Linked DNA regions of Mus musculus: region 2 is linked to region 1. The links are chromatin loops, found by intact Hi-C in ENCODE. Cell type or tissue: left cerebral cortex. All regions are shown on one strand.

Region 1 (8,000 bases):
TTTTAATTATTAATGTGGGAACTAATTTTGCATTTATATTTTAATCTGCATATACTGTATAATCACTATATATAATATATACAGCCAATTTAAGTTTACAAGGAAATTGAGCAGAGAATTAAAATGTTCACTTTTGCCGGGTGTGGTGGCACACGCCTTTAATCCCAGCACTCGGGAGGCAGAGGCAGGCGGATTTCTGAGTTCGAGGCCAGCCTGGTCTACAAAGTGAGTTCCAGGACAGCCAGGGCTACACAGAGAAACCCTGTCTTGAAAAAAAAAATGTTCACTTTTATTTCCCTGTACACAGTTTTGTATTTTGGTGATTCGTTTGTTAAAACCGGTAGAACCAATAATGTTGACATGCTATTGTTAGTTGAAAGCCATAGTTTGAATTATTTAAGTTTGACCATTGCAGTCATCTCGTTATCCCACAGATTACTGTCAGGGTTTATATAGGCACTAGGAACATACTCTTTTTTTTTTTTTAGGAAATCCTGTCACTTTATTAAGTTTTTCTTCTTATTTCATTGCAACGGTGAAGAGGGTTTGGTTTTGGTTTTTATCTCAGTGACAATGGGGCGAAATGAAAGCTTATAAGCCTTGCTGTATGTTGCAGGGAGAATCTTGTGTGAGTCAAGATACTTTAAAATGCTTTGTTTGTGTTTTTGTTTTTTTAATTGACTTTTGTTTAGTTCTGCTTTGTTTTTATCCTTACCTAAGGAAAGAGAATGTGCTGATCGCTTTTCAAAGTCTCCCTGGTAGAGGCTGGGTTTAGCCCTTGGAGAGTCTTTGCCTAGTGCTGAGGGCTTTAGTGTCGCTGTCAGGTGGACATAAAAACTATTGGCTAACTGAATACTTTTTTAAAAAAATGCTTAGAAACTAAGTCATTAACCAGATGTGATTTTATCAGGGGTCGTGTTTAAACTCTAGTTCCAGTCTGGTAAATGTTCTGTTCTGGAATCCTAGCCTCGCTGGGTGCGGTGCTCCCGGCTGGTACCTGTGGCTCTCCCTGAGGAACGGCATCACCCCTTACCTCCGCTGTGCTGCACTGCTTTTCCACTATTTACTTGGAGTAGCTCCGCCTGAAGAACTGTTTGCCAGTAAGTAGAAGACTGAAATCAGACAGCGAATGGAGACTTGTCTTCACTGACAGAGAGAACAGTGGAACCGCCCCTGCCCTACCCATCGTCTGTGTTCATGCTGAACCCAGGTCCCCTGCCCAGGGCGAGTTCAAATTAAAAGTGAGGCCAAAATCTAGTTTGCTTTCATAAGCCACAGATCCTCCTGGTGGTTCCTGAGTGTGCATAGTTAAATCCTGTGTTTTTAGAGCACCTGCAAGCCAGGGAGGGAGAGCATGGGGCAGACAGTGGTGCGAGCTGTTCAAGCATGATGACCCGAGTTCAATCCCCACTCCTCACAGAATAGGCTGAGTGTAGGGCAGACAGCATGATAGCTCCCTGGCTAAGGTACTTGTTGCCGAGCCTGACAGCATAAGTTTACTCCCTAGAACCCACACAGAAGAAGGGTAGACTAACTCTTACAAGTTGTTCTCAAACCCACAACATGCACACTGTATATAGTCATGCCCTTCCCCTCCCCCAGTAAATAAGAAAATATAAAAAGTAAATAAAAATTTTAAATCCAGATGTGGTGGCAAGCAACTGTAATCATAGCATTTCTATGAAGAAATGGGAGCAGAGACAGGAGAAGCACCCTGAAGGCTGTGGCCCAGCTAGCAACAGAAACAAGACAGACCTGGCTTAACAAAGTGAAGAGAAAGAACTTGTCTCCTAAAAATTGTCCTCTGGCCTCCATGTGAAAGCAATACATACACACATGTACATGTGTACATACACAGGCATGCATACAATTTTTTTTAAACATACATATGTGCAAGCTGAATGTAGTGGCATACAATTTAATCCCGGTACCCAGGAGGCAGAGGCAGGCTGACTTCTATTAGTTTGAAGCAGATTGGTTTCCATAGGGAGGTCCAGGCTTCCTAAGGCTATATTGTGAGAACTTGCCTCAAAAATAAAATAAACTACATATATGAAGACTATTAACTGAAGGATATATAGAAAATTAGAGATGTTTGTTACCTTTATGGAAAAGAACTATTCAGACAGGAAGGTGACTTTATTATATACTTGACTTTGGATTTTGAATACATAGCTATACTAATGGATAAAATAATGATCAAAAAGGCCTTCTGAACATCAAAAACCTGCATTTACTAACAGTATCATTTCTTGTTCTTTTACTTATTTCTAAATCTAGACAAAAATAGAGAAGGCTTCCTTACATACTATGTCCTCTTTGTGAGAGTCAGAGTATTTGTTTGATTTTTTTAAATTGCCCAGAATTATCCAGAGGATCATTTTGTCCCTTGAGGATACATAAATGGGGTCACCTTTACCAGCTGTTAACATCCTTATCTTGAATTCAGTTCAATAGGTGTGGTCAACCTTTGTCAGGGTTCTCTATAAAATAGAATGCTACTCTCCAAGTAATTTCTGTGTGCTGCCACACACAGCAAGTTCATGTACTTATCCAAAGCTGTCATAAAAAAATAAAGTATTTTCTTTTTTAGGATTCAGGCAAATCTAAGCAAAGCTTAAATATGCAAGGTATAATACCAAATGGTAATGAGTCCTGCAAAGTAAAGCTGATCACAGCCAGGGTCAGGACTCAAGGACATAGGTAGTCAAGGAAGACTTTTCTCCAAGGAGAATTAAACAAAGAGCAGCATAGAAGGAGCTCAGCTGACAGAGAGGTGAAGAGCCTTTCAATGTAAGGTATTGCTTGGCATAGTAAGAGAACAGTGAAGATTTGATTCCAGCTGGAAACCTCCTGCGCAGGAAGGTCCAGGAGGTAGCCAGATGTATGCATTTTATCTGGGCATTTATGCCACAATAAAGCCTTTGTGAGCTAGGGTCGAACTCAGTAGAGCACCTCACCAATCCAGTCCCTGGGTTGTATCATCAGCAAAGTACCACCTGTCTCCACATACTAACCCCAGAAGAAGAGACTTTGTATTGTATACTAAGTGATAGTCATAGGAGCCATCTGATGGGGTGACTCACATTCGTTTTATAAAAGGATCACTGTGGCTTACTTGCCACCCACTGTTTTATGGAGCAGATAGAAATGAGTATAAATAATGAAGAGCTCCTTTAACACTGTAGATCAGAATAATGTGCTCATCAAATATATCTTGATATTTCTTGCAGATTCTGCTGAAGGAGAATTCAGTGCACTCTGTAGCTATCTATCTTTACCCACAAATTTGTTCCTGCTTTTCCAGGAATATTGGGATACCATAAGGCCCTTACTACAGAGGTACTATGGGGGCAAATGTAATGATGGCTTTTATCTAGTTTGAATTTTTTTATGTTTATCTTAAACTTTTGATTGGTTTTGATACAGGATTTTGCTGTGTTAACCCCAAACTCTGTTCATCCTCAGACTCCTCCAGGGATCAATGTGAAACATTTGCTTTTATGTTTTTAAGACAGGGTCTAATAGAGCCCAGATTGGTCTAAGACTCACTATGTAACTAAGGGTGGCCTTGAACTCCTGTTTCTCTTTCAGCTGCCTTCTAAATGCTGGAATTACAAATGGGGACCATAATCAATGCCTTTCTCTTAGTTTCAAAAATTTTAAAATTACTATTATTCTCTAAGCTTTTCAGTAGATTAACATTGGCTGCAAGAGGCAGGAGCGTACAGAGATTCTCAGTGCACGCACTTAAGGAGTGGGGTTGAGACCAGCTGCACCCCGTTCACTTTACTTGGTTCTTGTACAGTTATTATTTTGGTCCGATCTTAAAATGTGGTGGGGAGAAGGAAGTGCTCATAAACAGAATCATGATTAAGAATCAAAAGACTGATCATGGTCGGCAGAGGAAGGCAGAGCTCTGTGAGTTCCTGGCCATCCCAGGCTACCGAGTAAGACCCCGTCTCGAGAAAGAAAGAAACCTAACAAGCTCACACTGGGGCTTGTAGTATTGCTCAGTTTGTAGAGTTCTGGCCTAGCCTGCACGAAGTCTCTGTTCAGCCTCCACCCAGCACCCTATAAAGCAGTCACCATGGCATATGTGCCTAAAATCCCACAACTCCCGAGGTAGAAGCTAGAGGTTAGAAGTTCAAGGTTATCCCTTGATTATGTAGCACATTTGAATCTATTTCTCAGTACATGAGAATTTATGTAAAAGGATAAAGAGAGTGAAATCTGGAACTGTATGTCAAACTGTGGAGAATGTGGTAGAACACATGTCAGAAGAGTGGCTGAGAGCCAACTAGCCCTGCAGTGACTAGAGAGGCATGTGCCTCCCTTTCAGAAAGACTCTGCTGCACCTGATCCTGACGCCTTGTTTGCGTCTGACTCCAGTTCCCTCTCCCTATGCCTGTCTGTCCTACCGTTCTTACAATCAGTTTCACCGTGTTACTCTGAATTCTCACTCTCCTATGAGTTTGTCTGTCCTCCTTACGTCCCTTTTCCTTCTCATGCCCACGTCAGAGCTGGGTGAATGCTAGCCTGCCTCGTGGGACTCCTAGTCCCACACCCTAGGCTCTCTGCCAGCTTTTTGCTTTGCTTCCTGAGTTCTCATGGGCATTGTGATCTCTCATAAAATCAAAATGAATTGTTTTTAGAATTCATGGTTTAGAATTAACGTCACTTGTTTTATTACAATGACACAAACTTCATTTATAGTGCAGCTGAGTATGGAGTGGCTGAGTCTTGGATGTGCTATTTTAGTTTAAGTATGAAGAAAGCTTCTGCCATTTGTGCTCTTCCTGGCTCTGCTTGCCTTAGGTCTGTTCTTTGTCAGTTGATCCAGTGGGAGGCACAAGCAAGGGGCTGGAAGCAAGGGAGGATAAAGTTCCCAGCCACCTCTCTGCCTCCCAGGACATCTTTTCAGTAGGGACTGTGGCTCTACTGATACCAGAAAAGCCTGCTGCAATCCTGTTACCCACTGGTGACTCAACCCAGGGCAACAGTGATGTCGTCTTTCCTCCCACTCCTCCGACCTGCACTGGGGCAAATAGTTAAGGCTTTTTTTTTTCCTTTTTTTTAAAGGCCTTTTGTCTCAAGGGCCTTCTTGGTCCTTTGTCACTTCTCCTGGGAGTAGGCAAGTATACCTACCACACACGCTGTATGCAGAGCCCCTATTATTACTGGTATTGCTACTTCCTGCTATTAATTTCTCTCATTTAAATTGTAGATGGTTTCTGTTCTAAAGACTAATTAACCAAATCCTTGAAAAAGGATTTAGAAGGGGTTGGGAGAGTAGGAAAGGAGAGAAAAGGGTAAGAGGTAAACTTAAATACACAGAGAGGATTAGAGAGAAGAGAGCAGCTGATGTGCACTGCAGTTTGCCTGTGACCAGCCTCCTTCTCTCTTGACTCCACTTACAGGTGGTGTGGAGATCCTGCCTTACTCAAGTCTTTGAAGCAGAAAAGTGCTGTGGTCAGGTTGGTTTTACTATTTAAATCTTTTCGATATATCCAGAACTGTGTTTCTAAAATGCTTGGCTGGTTTGCCTTAATTCTAGCCTGTCCCCTTTATTCTCAGTTCACTGTTTCCTGGATATCTGTTGGTCTTTGCCGCCAGATATCAGGTTTTTCCTACACTGATTTTTTTCTCAGAAATGGTTATCCTTCCTTCTTAAATTGTCAGAAGCCACCAGCTCCACTGGAGGAATCATCCTTGAATTGGTACCTGCCTGTCAAAAGGCAACGGAGCTTGTGTCTGGGAGCTGCTGGTTTACTAAAGCCAGGAGGTGGTGGTTTACACTGTTCATATAAATCAGTTTCCCCACCCTTTGAGAATAACAATATAAATAGATCTGACAGTCTTCTCCCCTTCTTGTGTATATGCTTAGAAACTAGACCCCATGCATATCTCAAAAAAAAAAAGAAAAAAAAAAGACAAACTTTTCTTAGGCTGTACATGATGGTACATAGCTGTGATCCAAGAGAGAGATTGAGGTATGAGGCATATGAGTGGCAGGCCAGATTGGGCTTTGTAAGGAAATGAGACTATTTCCAAACTAACAAGAAGTTTCCTCAGCTCTCTTTTCTCTTGAGTTATGGGTCTGTCCGAATCTACATTTTCCCTCAAGTACATGTCCAAATGCCACCTTTTCCCTGAAGCCTGTCTTCTCTGGCATGTGAGTGTGTCTATATATATCTTCCAGCCTCCTAAATCCCTAAACAGCAAACAAGAGAATGGCACGTTTGCCTGTGGCCTGGCTTATATTACATTCTGTGTATTATCTAATTGTTATGTGATTGAGTTGCTTCAGTAAACTGATACAAGAGTTGGTTCCTAGTACCATTTTCTCTTCAGCCCTTGAACTCCGTTCAGCTACAGGAAATATGCATAAGCTGCATTCCCTACAACCCAACGTTAGTGATTGATAACAGTAGCCCTGCGGCCGGTCAGTACCCAGAAAGGAAAGACACCGCTATATAGAGAAATAGAAAAGCTTATGATGTCAATATATATTTTTCAACTAGTACTATCATGCAGTTTTTTCTTTATTTCATATCATGGTGTACCTTTTAAATATCTTTCCACAGCATGGTACTGAAATAATCTGAGAAATTGAAAGGAGATAACACACATATACTCTTTGGTTATGAGCAACTGGCAATCTTAGTTAGTTATATACATGTGTATACTTTATATACATTGCATGATTTATATATAGTATATATATATAACATTATAGCACAAAATATAATAATATATAGGATATACCACTAATACCTTAAAGAAATATAAAGAGGAAAGTAGGTGTGCCTGTAGTCCAATACTTGAGAGACGGAGATAGAAGGATTGCTGTTTATTTGAGGCCAGCCTGGGCTACACATTGAATCTGAAACCAACCCAAGTTACAAAATGGGACCTATCTTTACAAAATTAAAAGAAAAAGGAAACTTAAAGAGGAAAAGATTCTTCTTTTGTTTGTTTGGTGTTTTTGAGACTGTGTCTTACTGTGTAATTCCAGCTAGCCTACAACTGTTATATAGCATGTAGCCCAAGTTGACCTCAAACTAAAAAGTCCTCTTGCCTCAGTTTCCTCTCTGTTAGAGTTACAAGCATGCTGCCATGCCTGATAAGACAATTCTTAATGAGGCAGGGTTAATTTTAGAGAAGATTATTTTTAGCTGAATTAAGAATTATAAGTGAAAGGCTTAGAGATGGCTTAGAAGTTAAGAATACTGCTCTTCCAGAGAACCGGGGTTAAATTTCCAGCACCTACATGGCAGCTCACAACTACCTATAACTCTAGTTTCAGGGGATCTAACCTTGTCTTCTGACCAAGTTGAGCAGCAAGCACACACATGGTGCACAGACATACATGTAGGCAAACCCATATACATAAAATAAATAATATTCTTAAAATATTTTTTAATTAGGGGCTGGAAAGATGATTCAGTGGTTAAGAGCACTGACTGTTCTTCCAAAGGTCCTGAGTTCAAATCCCAGCAACCACATGGTGGCTCACAACCATCTGTAATGGGATCCAATGCCTTCTTCTGGTGTGTCTGAAGACAGCAACAATGTACTTACATATAATATAAATAAATCTTTAAGAAAAGTATTTTTTAATTATAAAATATAAATTGATTTTCATCTAGGGAGAATCTCCTGTTACTCAGATGACCCTCCTTAGACTACATGGGTCTTTTACCGTCTCTTGTAAAGGAAATGGATGCTAACATTAGCCACTGAATATCAAGTGCTAAACATATTCTGTTTCACTTCAGTATCTTGTTTAGTCTTCAAGAGTTTTGGGAGTTTCCTTAATAAATGTATACATATGCACACACACAGTCACCATGTAGACCAGGCTGGTCTTGAACTCAGATCTGCCTGACTCTTGATGCTAGGATTATAAAGATGTACACAATTATGCCCAGTTCCTTCATACTTATATTTAACATCTTTTAAACTGTTGAGTCTTAATGAAGTTCATTTAATATTTC
Region 2 (8,000 bases), 100 kb after region 1:
TGAGGGGCATCTGGGTTCTTTCCAGCTTCTAGCTATTATAAATAAGGCTGCTATGAACATAGTGGGACATGTGTCCTTCTTACCAGTTGGAACATCTTCTGGATATATGTCTAGGAGAGGAAAAAATAACTCTTTTAGGATTACTCTTATCTTTATTTTTAGAAATTGTCTTTGGGTCCGGATATTTCTGGTGTGAATTCTTTGCAACATTTAAAATTTGTTTTTATTTTTTATCTATTTATTTTTGTCTTTTGAGACAGGGTTTCTCTGTGTAGCCCTGGCTGTTCTGGAACTCACTCTGTAGACCAGGCTGGCCTCAAACTCAGAAATCTATCTGCCTCTGCCTCCCAAGTGCTGGGATTAAAGGTGTGTGCCACCACTGACCAGCTAACATTTTTTTATTTAAAAAATTTGACAAAATTTTAAAAAATTAATAAATAAGTGAATGAATAAAAATTTTGCAATGCTGGCAGTAAAGTCTAGGGCCCTTTTCCTCATAGGCAAGTCGTCTATCACCGAGCTACATTCCTATTGTCTCTCTTTTTTTTTAAGGCTTATTTATTTATATGAGTACACCGTAGCTGTCTTCAGACGCATCAGAAAAGGGCATCAGATCTCATTACAGATGGTTGTGAGCCACCATATGGTTACTAGGATTTGAAATCATGACCTCTGGAAAGAGCAGTCAGTGCTCTTAAAAACCACTGAGATAATCTTTCCAGCCCTATCCCTTACTTCTTTCTTTTTTTTTTTCTATTTTTTTTTTAAGATTTATTTATTGTTATATGTAAGACACTGTAGCTGTCTTCAGACACACCAGAAGAGGGCATCAGTTCTCATTATGGATGGTTATGAGCCACCATGTGGTTGCTGGGATTTGAACTCAGGACCTTAGGAAGAGCAGTCAGTGCCCTTAACCACTGAGCCATCTCTCCAGCTCCCCTTATCCCTTACTTCTTTTTTTTTTTTTTTTTTTTTTTTTTTTAAGATTTATTTATTCATTATATGTAAGTACACTGTAGCTGTCTTCAGACACTCCAGAAGAGGGCGTCAGATCTCGTTACGGATGGTTGTGAGCCACCATGTGGTTGCTGGGATTTGAACTCCTGACCTTCGGAAGAGCAGTCGGGTGCTCTTACCCACTGAGCCATCTCACCAGCCCTATCCCTTACTTCTTAAAGCACTCATTAATTAATAAAATATTAATTGTATTTTCCGCATTTCTTGATTTTAGAGGGTTTTTTTATTGGTTGATTTTTGAGTTAGGATCTCTAATGTTTTAGGCTGGCTTTAAACTCACTAAATAGCAAGGATGGCCTTGAACTTCTGATCCCTCTTCTCCCTCTCATGTTCAGGGATTATAGCATGCACTGCCCCTGCTGTTTTATGTGGTACTGGGCATCATACCCCAAGGCCTTATGCATGTTAGGCAGTTATTCTTCCAGCTGTGCTGCATCTCAGCCTATGTTGTTTTTGCTTCTTGGTGGTGGCTGTTTTTGTGGTTTTGAAAATATAACCTGCCGGGCGTGGTGGCACACCCCTTTAATCCCAGCACTCGGGAGGCAGAGGCAGGTGGATTTCTGAGTTCGATGCCAGCCTGGTCAACAAAGTGTGTTCCAGGACAGCCAGGGCTACACAGAGAAACCCTGTCTCGAAAAACAAACAAACAAAAAAAGAAAAAAAAAAGAAAATATAACCCAGGATCTCTCTCTCTCTCTCTCTCTCTCTCTCTCTCTCTCTCTCTCTCTCTCTCTCTCTCTCTCTCGTGTATGTGTTGTGCATTTGGATTGATACGCACCTATGCAGACATACAGATGTTTACCAGATGATTTATGGGAAATATATTTAATGCCTTTAAACAATGTGATGCACTCAGAAGAATTGGTAATAGAATATGAATGAATTCTCTTTTATTTCCCAAGGAAATGGGAAGACATGATGACCTTTGGTCTTTATTCTACATGTTGGTGGAGTTTGTGGTTGGCCAACTGCCTTGGAGAAAAATAAAGGACAAGGTAATTTTGAATCATAAGGTCAATTTTGATAGGGGAAAGAATACAAATTTATCCTTCATCCCAGCAATTGATGGTGCATACCTTTAATCCTAGTACTCAGGAGGCAGAGGCAGAATTTCTTCTGATGTGAATTGTAGCTTTTAGTTTTTAATTACCAGTTTATTTTGTTTGGAAAACTAGAAATACTATGTTGATGAAGATAGTAGACCCAGTTTAAAGAGCTCTTGGGGACTATCAGTTCACGGGCATAGGCTCCATGTTAATGTAAGCTCTGCATTATATTATCTTCCCTCCCCACTTTGAAGCACTATAAGTAAAGCCATTAGTGAGCACTGATTCTTGCTTAGTACTTTATAGCACATTTATTGCATAGCCTGTTTCAATCTTGACAGTGTTAATCGTCAGTGTGTAAGCCATGGCTTCCGAGAAAAGCTGACTTTGGTTCCTGTTCTCTGTCCCTTCCAGGAGCAAGTAGGCTCCATTAAGGAGAGATATGACCACAGGCTCATGTTAAAACACCTCCCTCCAGAATTCAGCACCTTTCTTGACCATATTTCCTCTTTGGATTATTTTACAAAACCGGACTACCAGGTAACCGTCTTTGTGAGTTGTGTGCATTGATTTTTCTTTCTCTTAGTCTTTGCTTTTACTCATTATAGACTTAAGGATGACAGAACTAAGTATAGAAGGTTCCTAGAGTAATGTTCTTTTAATATAGCCTAGGAGATGTGAAATGAACATGATGCTGGTGATGTGGAATGTGTGCAAACAGGTGAGATGAGAGTCCTTTGGGTGAATTTACTTCATTAGTCAGATTATTAAGTAACAAATTTTTCTGTTCTTGACATGATTTACCTAGTTTGTGACCCCTTGGGGGAGTGTCAGATGACCACTTCTCAGGGTTTGTCTAAGACCATTGGAAAACACAGATATTTACATTATGTTTCATAACAGAAAAATTACAGTTATGAAATAGCAATGAAAATAATTTTATGGTTGAGAGTCACCACAACATGAGGAACTGTATTAAAGGGTTGAAGCCTTAGGAAAGTTGAGAACCACTGATATAGAACATGATAATAAGTTTTGTAACAATTTCTTGACCAGAAGAAACTGTGTAACCAGATTACATATCTGTTGAAAGCTGCCTGAGCTGTGTGCTGGCAGTCAGTAAATATTACTGGCTTTGTTCATCTGTGACCACTGAAGTAATTCTGTAGGGTAGCAGTTAATGAGCCTTTCCAAAGTTCAGCTAAGTTTGCCTTAAATTGTCTTTGTTACAGAGAGAACCTGGTCAAAGCTTAATGCAAAAACAGTTGTACTCCTGAAAGCATAAATGCAACCCCACAGAGAGTAATAATATATATTAGAATATAATTTCATTTCCACTGGACTCTGCTACTTGCTGTTGAAAGTTTAAATTTTTTAATTAATTAATTAATTAATTAATTTATTTTGTTTTTTGAGGCAGAGTTTCTCTGTGTAGGCCTGGCTGTCCTGGAACTCACTCTGTAGACCAGGCTGGCTTCAAACTCAGAAATCTGCCTGCCTCTGCCTCCCGAGTGCTGGGATTAAAGGCATGTGCCACCACTGCCTGGCTAGAATTTTTTTAAAAGATATATTTATTTTATTTATATGAGTACACTGTAGCTGTCTTCAGATATAGCAGAAGGGGGTATCATCGGATCCCATTAAAGATGGTTGTGAGCCACCATGTAGTTTCTGGGATTTGAACTCAGGACCTCTGGAAGAGCAGTCAGGTTCTTAACCGCTGAGCCATCTCTCCAGCCCGAAAGTTTTAAATTTTAAAGTGTTGTTTGTGTTCATGCCTATCCCAAAGTGAATTTATTTTTATATAGTAGTAATTTCTTTGTGAAATTACAGTTGTTATTTAAACTATAAACAGAAAATAAAGCAGAGAGAGTCAACAAACTTTGGGTCTGAAAGACCGAAGTGAGTGAACTTTTTTCCCATATAGCTATTGATATAATAAATTACACAGATTGTCTAACAAATTGAGATAATATTGTATTTGAGATTTTTCAATTGGGTTTTGTGTGTGTGTGTTTGTTTTTGTGACAGTCTCAACTGTGTAGCTCAGTGGCTTCAGATTTGCAGTTCTCTCGCCTCAGTTTTCCAAAGTGCTAGGATCAGATTGTTGCCACTGTGTCCAGTGTCTTAGTTAGGGTTTTACTGCTGTGAAGAGGAATTATGACCATTGCAACTCTTATAATGGACAACATCCAGTTGGGACTGGTTTACAGGTTCTGAGGTTAAGTCCATTATCATCGTGGCAGGAAGCATAACAACATCCAGGCAGGTATGCTACTGGAGGAACTGAGAGTTCTATATCTTGTTCCAAAAGCAGATAGCAGCTAGGAGGGCCTCAAAGCCCACCCCTATAGTGACACACTTCCTCCAACAAAGCCGTGCTTCCTAATAGTGCAACTGCCTGGGCCAAGCATGTTTAAACTGCCACACTCAGCAAAATGTCCTTTATTTTTCCCCCTATTAAAATATTTATTTATTTTATAATGGATATTTTGCCTACATGTATGTCTATGTCTATGCCTGGTGTCTGCTGAGGTCAGGAAAGAGGGTTGGTTTGGGCTTTAGTTTGGGTTACTATTGCCATGATGAAACACCATGATCAAAGCAACTTGGGGAGAAAAAGATCTATTTGGCTTACACTTCCATATCACTGTTCATCATCAAAGGAAGTTAGGACAGGAACTCAAACAGGGCAGGAACTTGGAGGCAGGAGCTGATGCAGAAGCCATTGAGGAGTGCTGCTGACTTGCTCACTCCTCCTGGCTTGCTAAGCTTACTTTCTTATAAACCCAGGACCACCAACTAAGGGATGGCACCACCCACAATGAGCTGGGCTTTCCCACATCAGTCTCTAATTATGAAAAATAATCTACAAGCTTGCCTGCAGTGCCATCTTATGGAAGCACTTTCTCATTTGAGGCTGCTTTCCCTCAGGTGACTCTAGTTTGTAGCAAATTACATAAAATTAGCCAGCACACCTTAGAACTGGAGTCACAGATGGTCGTGAGCAACCCTGTGGGTGTTGAGAATCAAACCACTCCCCTGGAAGAACAGTAAGTGTTCTTAAGTGCTGAGTCATCTCACCAGCCCTTGCAGTGTTCCTCTTATATTTGCATTTTATATACTTTCCTTCTTAAATGAAGATGATTCACATTCTAAGTTTTTCATTTTGATATTCTCTAAGGGCCATCTTTGTTACTTAGTAATAGAACAAATATGGTTATTTTTTACTTGGGGAGGGATGGAGTAGACATGGTGTTTTCTGTTTTACACAGTGTATATAATGTGACTCTTTTCTGTTCTCTGCTGTTTGCAAAGCAGTCATGGCAGAGAACAGGTGATGGGTGAGGATAAGTGAGGAGTGTTGATGTGATTGGTTGGATGTTTTGGTGACCGGTATCAGTGTGATAACAGTTTTCCAGAAGATCTGCAGTTTTTTTGGTTTTTGGTTTTTTAAGATTTATTTATTATATGTAAGTACACTGTAGCTGTCTTCAGACAGACCAAAAGAGGGCATCAGATCTCATTATGGGTGGTTGTGAGCCACCATGTGGTTGATGGGATTTGAACTCAGAACCTTCAGAAGAGCAGTCGGTGCTCTTAACCACTGAGCCATCTCTCCAGCCGATTAAGGAAATCTTTATGGGTCATTCTTATCAAGTCACACAGGTCTAATAACTTATCTAATAGTCTATTATTGCATACTCTAATAGCAGATGTAGACCTAGAGAAGATAGCTAGTTTGTTACCTATCAAAAACCTTTTATATATGTCTTACTTAAACATGAGACTTTCCTTTTAAAACGTTTCTAACCAGATGCTGTGGTGGATAGCACAAATCCCAGTACATTGGAAGCTAAGGGAGGAAGAACATTTGTTTGAGGCCCTCTTGGACTGTAGTAACACTATTTCAACAACCAGAGAGTGATAGTGTTGTGTTGGTTTAGGAAATTACATCAAGGCAGTACTTAGTATCTATAGGTACTCCTGTCAGGTTTTTTTTGTTTGGTTGGTTTTTGTTTGTTTATTTGTTTTGTTTTATCTTGTTTTTTTTTCGAGACAGGGTTTCTCTGTGTAGCCCTGTCTGTCCTGGAACTCACTCTATAGTCTAGGCTGGCCTCGAACTCAGAAATCCGCCTGACTCAGCTTCTGTCTCTCTGCCTCTCTGCCTTTGTCTCTGCCTCTCAAGTGCTGGGATTAAAGGCGTGCACCACCACTGCCCAGATGTGTTTTTTTTGTAATGTTTTGTTTTGTTTTTAGACAAAACAAAACAAAACATTTTATTGACTCTTTGTGAGTTTCACAATGGGTACCTCAGTCCTGCTCTTTCCCCTGTCCCCTCATATCTGCCTTTTGCCCTTGCATCCTCCCTCCAAAATAAAAAACACAAACAAACAAACAGACAAACAAGAATTAAAAAAAAAAAACATAGAAAGCATCTCATAATGGAAGCTATAGTGTTGGGGCCGCCCTGTGGCTCTCATGTCTGGATTCGAGCCTGGGATGCATCTTGGAACTGAAAGAAAAGAGGGAATCTAGGTGGGTAGAGAAAGAAATAGAGTCAAGACTGAATTCTGGTCAAGACTCAACTTTAATGTTGGCCTGACATGCTTTATAAAGGAGAGGGGAGGCCCATTCCCAGTCATGCAAAGTTCCTTGTGAAGTTGTCAGATCAGCCTTTTAGCAGGAACCCTCGAAAATCACAGTTTGGTGTTAACTCCAGAAGATCTAGGAGAACTGGTTCGGCCTCAGGCAGGTAGCAGGTAGTGGCACATCAAAGGAGAGTGATGAGAAGCAGCACAGCAGGTGGCTCAGCCTAAGTGGTGGATGGTCTCAGCCAGCCTTGCTAGGCTGGAAGGAGGTTACACTGTAGTAAGTTCCAGTGTGTCCCACAGTATATCCCTCTGTCCACACATCTTTACTTGCAAATGTTCATTGCAATGAGTCATTGGTCTGGTTCAAGATCCCTGGCTTTTGTGACATCATGAATATTGGATCCTTATCAAGATGCCTCTCAAATACCTGTGTCATGGAGATCCTCCAGCTTTGAAACAGCAGGTCTGGTCCTTTCACGTGTCCCAACTATTTGCAGATGATAATAGATTTTGGGTAGGCCAGTTCAGATCCCTGGATCTGGGCCTGGGTGGTAGCTGGGCTGGTCAGCCCTATCCGTGTTACTAGAGTGAGCTGTCTACTGCTCCAGCTAGGCTACCCAATCAATGCTGGTATCAGGAGGAGGCAGTCATCTCTTCTGCTTTCATGCCATTGGACCAGTCTTACCTGTACCTACACCTCCAGAGCCAGCTCTACTGTGCTACTCAGTCAAGGTACAGGGCCCATTCTCCAAGTGTAGCTGGTGAGAGGCTGGGCCAGCCTTTACCACTCTCACACTCTTAGGACTGGCTCACCAGTGCCTTTGCCATCAGGGCCAGCTCCACTGTGTTGTCCATGCTAGGGGTAGGGTTAGCCCTTCTGATCTCATGCCCCCAGGGCCATTTCTCTGGGCTACTGCAGGTGGTGAGAGGGTGTCGGGGAGGGCATCACCTCTGCACCCACACCACCTTATTCTCACCCTCTGAGGGCTAGCTCACCTGTGCCTCCTCCACCAAAGCCAGCTCTACTGTGCTGCAACTGCTGAGGGGCAGGGCTAGCTTATCAGCTCTCATGACCCCAGGGTCAGTTCTCCCAGCTGCCATATATGGGCCAACTCTCTTTCTCTCTGTCTTCAGGGCTAGCTCACTGGTTCCCTAGACCTGGGCCAGCTCTACTATGTCTGCCCAAGCAAGGTGCAGAGCCTGCTGTCCCTAGTGCTGCAGTTGCAGCCAGTGAGGGGCAGGACCAGCTTACAGGCTCTCATGATTCCCAGGGCCAGCTTTTCCAACTACTGCAGGTGGTGAGGGGCAAGGGAGGAGGGGACAGGAGATGCCACTCCCT

Evidence for each region. A loop is a pair of places that touch in the nucleus more often than their neighbours do. Peaks named below come from ENCODE experiments on the same cell type or tissue, not always from the same donor. Only the 100,000 strongest peaks of a DNase experiment are listed, where the experiment ranks them.
Region 2: a loop joins it to region 1, with 4 times the contacts of the local background. A loop is called at or near these places in 2 of 42 quality-filtered maps.

The regions. Positions count from the first base shown.
Region 1 is chr2:120,868,466-120,876,465 of GRCm38, reverse strand. It overlaps Ubr1 (ubiquitin protein ligase E3 component n-recognin 1), which reads left to right. Exons shown (of 47, transcript NM_009461.2): 41 at 967-1,100; 42 at 3,234-3,342; 43 at 5,421-5,477. Among named protein-coding and RNA genes, the nearest start is that of AV039307, 22 kb to the right of the region's middle. In left cerebral cortex, no CTCF peak of the experiment used is centred here; DNase peaks (open chromatin) are centred at 3,068, 4,038, 4,568 and 4,805; H3K27ac peaks cover 2,206 bases.
Region 2 is chr2:120,767,835-120,775,834 of GRCm38, reverse strand. Ttbk2 (tau tubulin kinase 2) reads left to right here. Exons shown (of 16, transcript NM_001024856.2): 9 at 1,923-2,015; 10 at 2,481-2,606. Among named protein-coding and RNA genes, the nearest start is that of Cdan1, 40 kb to the right of the region's middle. In left cerebral cortex, a CTCF peak has its summit at 4,969 (motif pointing left); a DNase peak (open chromatin) is centred at 5,084; H3K27ac peaks cover 838 bases.